Regions from separate parts of the Homo sapiens genome. Here region 2 is linked to region 1. Evidence: chromatin contacts called from ENCODE Hi-C data. All regions are on one chromosome and are shown on one strand. The core of a region is the stretch at or near the end of the contact, and the rest is flanking DNA. Distances in the headings are between cores, read along the strand shown.

The links. A loop is a pair of places that touch in the nucleus more often than their neighbours do. Pooled maps may share reads with other maps.
Region 2: a loop to region 1 is called in a pooled map, with 6 times the contacts of the local background. The contact joins two enhancer-like sites. A Hi-C loop is called at or near these places in 1 of 168 maps with a recorded cell type or tissue (endothelial cell of hepatic sinusoid), 5 of 37 single-sample maps with no recorded cell type and 7 of 50 pooled maps.

Annotation. Positions count from the first base shown.
Region 1 is chr13:30,738,553-30,742,318 of GRCh38, forward strand. The region is part of intron 1 of ALOX5AP (arachidonate 5-lipoxygenase activating protein); the gene reads left to right. The region is part of intron 2 of LOC124903146 (a long non-coding RNA gene); the gene reads right to left. Among named protein-coding and RNA genes, the nearest start is that of ALOX5AP, 4.9 kb to the left of the region's middle. RefSeq lists a silencer at 22-213. Within about 2 kb of position 1,644, at least 9 of the 41 ENCODE cell types and tissues checked have a DNase peak (open chromatin) inside an H3K27ac peak, as active enhancers do.
Region 2 is chr13:30,845,978-30,849,743 of GRCh38, forward strand. No RefSeq gene overlaps it. Among named protein-coding and RNA genes, the nearest start is that of LINC00545, 35 kb to the right of the region's middle. RefSeq lists enhancers at 1,916-1,975, 2,086-2,175. Within about 2 kb of position 2,099, at least 5 of the 41 ENCODE cell types and tissues checked have a DNase peak (open chromatin) inside an H3K27ac peak, as active enhancers do.

The sequences.
Region 1 (3,766 bases), core at 394-2,893:
ACAGACGCATTTCTTATGAGTAGCAGGCAGAGAGCCTCCAACTTCTTCTGCCTAGGTACCAGCAGCTTAGACATGATGCAAACCTGGGAAGCACATACTGTATTTGGAGAAAGTGATTGGGAAGAAATGTGAGCTGAGGGGAGGGGCTCAGTGCCCCTGAGCTACACTTAGTGATGGCAGAGGAAGGATGTCCTCCCGCAGGAGGCTGTTCCACATCTGCTCTGGTTGTAGGGGGAGCTGGCAGGCATTAGCAGCGGCCTCTTTCCCCCAAGAGAGGCAGCCTCCTCCAAGTTTTGGCGACATTATGGCCCTGCAATCATAAGGGTTTGTGAGCATAGTGCTAAGGAGGGAAATGGAGCTGCTGTTACTAGTTCCACCCCAACACACACACACACACTCACAAGAAACCTCACAAGCACCGTATTGGAAGACTTTGCCATCCAACCTGGGATTTGACAGGCTCTAGAAGCAGAATCATAGACTCATGAAGTTCCCCCAAAGCAGGAATCTTCCTTACAGTAACCCCCAACCACCCCCCTCCACCGCCTCCACCGGCTGCTTCTTCCTGAACACTGCAGTGTTTGGAAAACTCACAAACTTCCAAGCTTGCCTTTCCTATTGTTGCATGGATTGAAAGCTTGCGTTGTGTGAAGAATGGCGCTTCCTGCTGTGCTTAGTTTTATCTCATATAATCTTTGCACCATTTAATCCTTGCACTCACCCACTCATGCAACTGCCTTTGCAGAGACTGGAGGGGCCGCTGTAGGCTGACCTTTCCTTCACTGTACCTATTTTGTTCCCTGCTTTATTCCCCTGCACCCAGGACACTGCCTGGCACAAAGACAGGTCTTTATAAGTGTATGCAAGTGAATAAAGATATATATATTATTATTGTTATTTTTGAGACAGTTTCACTCTGTCACCCAGGCTGGAGTGCAGTAGCGCAATCTCAGCTGACTGCAACCTCTGCCTCCCAGGCTCAAGTGATTCTCATGTCTCAGCCTCCTGAGTAGCTAGGACTACAAGCATGTGCCACCACGCCCAGCTAATTTTTGTATTTTTAGTAAGGACAGGGTTTCACCATGTTGGCCAGGTTGGCCTCCAACTCCTGACCTCAAGTCATCCTCCTGCCTCGACCTCCCAAAGTGCTGGGATTACAGGCATGAAACCAGCCTAGAAATACATACTATTATTTATTCTTGTTTTACAGATAAGCAAAGTGAGTCATGGAGAATTTGGTTGAAAGTCCCAAGGTCAGGAGTCGTGAAGCTGGGATTAAAACCTAATCATCTGACTTTAGAGAGTAGACACTTGCTCCATGCATATTGCCTCCAATTCATTCATTCAAGCACTCCCTGCTCAAGAAGTTCTTTCTTATGTTGAGCTGAAATCTGCAGCCCTATGCGTTTTACCCAGCAGTCCTGGTGCTGTTCCCTAAAATCACTTAGACTGTGCCTGCTCTTTCTGTGTTTACAGTGTCAGCTGTAATATCCCCCTCTTCGGCCTAACGTTTCTGAAGTCCCTTGCCACTGGGTCTCCTCTCCTCTTCCTGTGTTCTTTCTAAGAACACCTATGCAGATAGGTGTCTTCTGTACAGGGAAGCTGTTCCTGAGATCCGGGCATCGACTCTGTTAGAATAATCTACGTATGAGTTATTTTTTTGAGAACTATGTGTCATTGCTGACTCATATTAACTCTGTGGTTAACTAAAATCTCAAGATCTCTTTATGTTTGTTGAGAAACTTATTTAACTTCTCTGGCCCTCCGTTTCCTTCACTGAGCAGTGGAGTGATTGATAACCTCCACCTGTGGTTGCTGAAGGTCTTGCACAAGATGATATAGTTAAAGTAGCTAGCAGTGCCCACGTACGGCGGATGCCTCACAACGGTTTGCAGCCATCTCTCTATCTGTGTCTTTGTCTCTCTCTCACACTGGTTTTGGCTTACTGTTAGCAGCTAGCCGAGATAAGTGTGTTTATGGTCTTTGCATGTATTGTTTCTGTAGCATACTGGAGGATTACAAGAGGTTGGGGAGTGAGGGGGCGGTGAGGAGTAGACAAAGGCAGCCAACTCTTCCAAGTTTAGCTTAGAAGGAAGGAGCGGTAAACCCTAGTTGAATGTTGGACTGAAGCAGGTTTGTTTTTGTTTTGTTTAAAGGATAGGGAAGATCTGTGCGTGTTTCCAGGATAAAGAAAAGGAGAGAATATGATATTAAAGATTCTGGAAGTGGGAGAAGGAGCAATGAAATACAGACTTGAAGTCAGTGGCATGGACAGGGTCAAGATCACAGTTAGAGGATGCAGCCTTAGAGAAAAGGAAGGGGCTCGGTTCTCTGAGCAAGGAGGGAAAGAAGAGAGGCAGATGCAGAGAAGTACGGCACATCGTGCTGCTGGTTGTAGAAATAACCTCTGACTTTTAATAAAGTCATCCCTCGGTATCCCTGGGGGATTAGTTCTATGACCTCCCTCGGATGCCAAAATTCGTGGATGCTCAAGTCCCTGATATAAAATGGCATAGTATTTGCATTTAACCTACACACATCCTCCATATCCTTTTTTTTTTTTTTTTTTTTTTTTTTTTTTTTTTTGTGAGATGGAGTCTTGCTCTGTCGCCCTGGCTGGAGTACAGTGGCTCGATCTTGGCTCACTGCAAGCTCCGCCTCCCGGGTTCATGCCATTCTCCTGCCTCAGCCTACAGGTGCCTGCCACCACGCCCAGCTAATTTTTTTTTTGTATTTTTTAGTAGAGACAGGGTTTCACCATGTTAGCCAGGATGGTCTCGACACATCCTCCATATACTTTAAGTAACCTCTAGATAATCTCTAGATTACTTGTTTTGTCTTTTTTTTTTTTTTTTCTTTTTGAGATGGAGTTTCACTCTTGTCACCCAGGCTGGAGTGCAATGGTGCAATCTCAGTTCACTGCAACCTCCGCCTCCTGGGTTCAAGCAATTCTCCTGTCTCAGCCTCCTGTGTAGCTAGGATTACAGGCCCCTCCCCACCCCCACCCCCCAACAACTGGCTAATTTTTGTATTTTTAGTAGAGATGGGGTGTCACCACGTTGGCCTGGCTGGTCTTGAACTCCTGACCTCAGGTGATCTACCCGCTTCAGCCTCCCAAAGTGATGGGATTATAGGCATGAGCCACTGTGTGTGGCCTAGATTACTTATAATACCTGATAGAATGTAAATGCTATGTAAACAGTTGTTATACTGTATTGTTAAAAGACAGTAACAAGAAAAAAAATCTGTACATGTTCAGTCCAGACAAATGGTTTTCTGTTTTTTTTTTTTTTTTTTAATATTTTTGGTCAGTGGTTGGTTGACTCCAGGAATGCAGAACCCGCAGATATAGAAGGTTGATTATGCGTTCAGAGGCAGGGAATACCATCTTGGGTTCCAGAAAGAAAATGATCAGCATTTTCTGTCATACTCTGGTAAAAACAGATCTTTTGAATGGACAGGTGTATTAAACCCTGTGGAGCTGGCTGGGCCTGGCGGCTCACGCCTGTAATCCCAGCACTTTGGGAGGCTGAGGCAGGTGGATCACGAGGTCAGGAGTTCGAGACCAGCCTGGCCAATATGGTGAAACCCCAACTCTACTAAAAATACAAAAATTAGCCGGGCGTGATGACGCATGCCTGTAGTCCCAGCTACTCGGGAGGCTGAGGCAGAAGAATCGCTTGAACCCTGGAGGTGGAGGTTGCAGTGAGCCGAGATCACGCCACTGCACTCCAGCCTGGGCAACAGAGTGAGACTCCGTATCTAA
Region 2 (3,766 bases), core at 849-3,348, 110 kb after region 1:
TTACTATCTTCAGGAGTTGGCGGAACTGAATTTGACCAGCATGACTCTAGAGGTCAAAGCATCAGAAAATAAAGGATATAATGTCCTGCCACACTGTGTAACAGAGGCCCACACTGTGCGCCTAAGCCCCCAACAATGTTGAGAGGTTTAATGACTTTTTTTGTTTGTTTTGGAGACAGGGTCTCACTCTGTTGCCCAGGGTGGAGTGCAGTGGTGTGATCATAGCTCACTGCAACCTCAAACTCCTGGGCTCCAACGATTCCTCTGCCTCAGCCTCCTGAGTAGCTGGGAATACAGGCATGCGCCACTACGCCCAGCAAATTTTATTTTTTGTAAAGACGGGGTCTCATTTTGTTGCCTCAGCTAGTCTCAACTCCTGGCCTCAAGTGACCCTCCTGCCTCAGCCTCCCAAAGTGCTGTGATTATAGGCATGAGCTACTATGCCCGGCCTTAATGACATTTTTAAAAGCATTTGTAAATGATGTTGAAAGTTATTCCAACACACTTACCACATAACACATTTGTTAGTCATCTGCTCTTAGTGATACATGTAACAATAGGATGTATCCATTCTTTCCCACCTCCTGACACCACTACCAAATACCTTTCTTGGCCTCAATGACTCTAAATGAACTTAGTTTAGACCAAACATGGGAGAAGGAAGAAAAAGCTGAAGGTTTATAGTTTATATTTAATTCTAATTTCCCCTTCTGAGAAACATTGTATTTTCATTAGAGGCATGGGTTGCCTGGGACATATGGTTATCAGGCCGGATTTTTAGTTGTCTACAAAGTAACACAGACATTACCAAAAAAAGTTCTCATGCAGTTGAATGACTAGGGAAAGGACCACCTGGATGGATGAAGATGTTGGTCTCAGCTGTGCACTCTTGCTGCCAGATTGCAGGGCTTACCTATCTCCTGATACTGAGCAGTTTCCAAACTAGTCACACAGATACCTAAGTAGGTCAGGTGCTCACAGCATGACTACTAAGTAGCTGCTCACTCTGCAGGAGGACGGGGAAGGGCTGGTCTGCTGCTTGCCGCAATGTTTGCTGCGCACTCAAAAAGTGCTGGGCCCTTGACCCTGGATTCCTCTGCTGAGGTGCATCCCACTGAGTGTGTAGCCCTCATCTGGGCCTGTTGCGCCATGGGACTCGGGGCAGGACGCCTGCTGCAAAGATGCTAGCACTCTCTGAAGTAAGTGAGTGTGCTGTGAATAATAACATCTTTCGTCTCTGATCCAGGAGTGTCATGTCTTCTGTCAGAATCCATGACACTTGTTAGCTCACAGCTGGGGTAAAACCTTAAACCTTCCACAGGTCTTGACATAAGAATCCAGCTATTGCATTAAAATATAACTAGTATATATTATAAAGCAGCTGCCAGTCCATGGAACAGGGAGAACTTGTGCTTAGGTGAGAGAGACACCTGGCCATGAACACTAACGGCCGTTTTAAAAGGAGACAAGCTTCTACTTCATTTGGATCTTAGGCAGTGGGGCATTCACATAAGATGATTGCTGGTTCGAAGGAAAGAACCAAAAAAAAAAAAAAAGAGAAACTTTTAGCTTTTGTTATGATTATGTTCCCAGCAAATTGATGATTTGTTTGAAGAATGAAAACTCCTAGAAGGGGTCACTGGAAAGGAAAAACTTAAAATGATGATGATCTGTAGGGTGATTTTCCTGAGAGAAAAGCATACTTTGCACTAATGGCTATCTTCCCAGTGAATTCATTTTGAAGCCAAAGTGGATAATTCCCAGCAGCCAGCCTCCACCCCAGGGGATCTATCCCCCATTCATCCAGACAGCAATGTTGATGGGTGGACAGTGGGGCAGCCCAGAGCCGAGTCCTTCCCTCACCCTTCCTGCCTGAAGTCGCCATCCCTCCATCAGCAGAGAGTGTAGTCAACTTGTTAACCACAGAGCAGGACACGTACGACTCCTTATTTCCTTATGTCTCTTTTAAGCACAGCTCCATTGCACCCATGTTCAATTTTAGCCTCAGCGTCTGCCCTTAGCCACAAGTTCCCGGCATCTCTGTGGGAATTCATGATTGTGAGAGGAAGACAAGCCCCGTGTGAAGGGATGATTCACCCTCTCCCTTGAGAGTTTCAGTCTCAAAGCTGCCAGCAAATGGGTCTTGATGGAGACAAGTAGGAGACTGAGTATTTGGGTAGATGTCGTCATTTTAAATCTCTGCTGGGAGGAAAAAAAAAACAACGAAAAAAATCAAAACAAAAGCCCTGTCAAACCGCATTATAGCCCTTCTCTACGTAATAACTAGGAGGTCAGAGTTGCAAAATGCATAGAGAAGAAGTATTCCTGTTCTACGAGGACTTTTAGGACAGGAAGAAAAAGCCATACAAAATGAGAAAGGCCTTGTTAAGGCTGGAAATGCTAACGTTTCACTGGTAGGTATCTGCTCTCGATGCAGTCTTCTCCATGGGTTCTGTGGTCCTTCTCCTCACCTTCCCACTGGCTGCATCCCCATCCTTCGTTTCCTCCTTGCTCTTTTGCTCAGGGTTGCCTTCTCTGCTTCTTAGTCACTTGTCCCATTTCTGTGGCTTCATTTCTGTCATTTTGTCCTTTCTCTTTTGATATATCAGACCATGATCTGGTTTGAGTTCTTTGTGCACACATGTATGTGTGTTAGATATTAAAAGAAAGAAAGAAAAAAATATATATATAATGCAGTGGGCAAAAAGCCCTAGGGCAGTTTGGAAACAGACAACAGCCTCAGCCTACTGCTTCGCATTCAGTATCTTGCCTCATCCTGCAAAAATCCTATGGAGCATTAATAGACCCAGTTTACAAATGAGGAACTGAGGCTCCCAGAGGTTGAGTAGCTTACCTGGGGTCACACAGGTGGTATACTGTGGAGCCATGGTCAGCTCTACTGCTCACTCTTCATTTCAGAGTGTGTCTAGCTAAGGGTGCTGGAAGGGAAGTGAGCCTCGAGCAGTGGGGTAGCTTGGATTTTGGAAGCAGCACACCTGGGTTCATAAATTGGCTTCTTCATGGACTAGCTCTGTGACTTAGCCTTTCTGGGATTAATAATAGTGATTCTCAGAGGGTCATTGTAAGGATTAAATGAGGCGATGGAGGAAAAGGTAGTGTGTCTGGCACATAGTAAATGCTTAATTAATGTAGCTAGGCCTGAAACCTAGGAGTCATCCTCAAATCTTCCCTTTTTCTCACATCCCACATCCAGTCCATCAGCAAGTCCTGTCAGCTCTACCTTCCATGTATCCAAACCTGGTCACTTCTCACCACCACCTCTTAACCTCAGTCCTCATCGCCTCTTACCAGGGAACTGAAACTTCCAACTGGCTCTGGGTTTCCACTCTTGTCCCCTTTGGCCAGGGCGATCCTGTTAAAATATAAGTCAGATTACACTCTTCCAATGTTTGGAACCCTCTGAAGATATCCAATATTATTGCACAAAGTTAATAGCTGAGGCCCAACAATGGGATGCTCAAGCCCGACAGCAGCACTTTACAAACTGTAATGTGCACATGAGCTACTGAAGATGTTGTGAAAGTGCAGCTCTGACTCAGTGGGTCTGGGGTAGAACCCAAGATTCTGCATTTCTATCAAGCACTCAGCTGCTGCTGCTGGTCCAAGACCCTAGTATTGAATAGCCAGATGCCACATTATCTGCACTCCACCTCCACCTTATCTCCTCTGTTATCCCCTTGCTAAACCTGCCCACCTTCATTGGCCTCCTTGTTGTGCCTCAACGCACCAAGTAGGTTCTACCTGA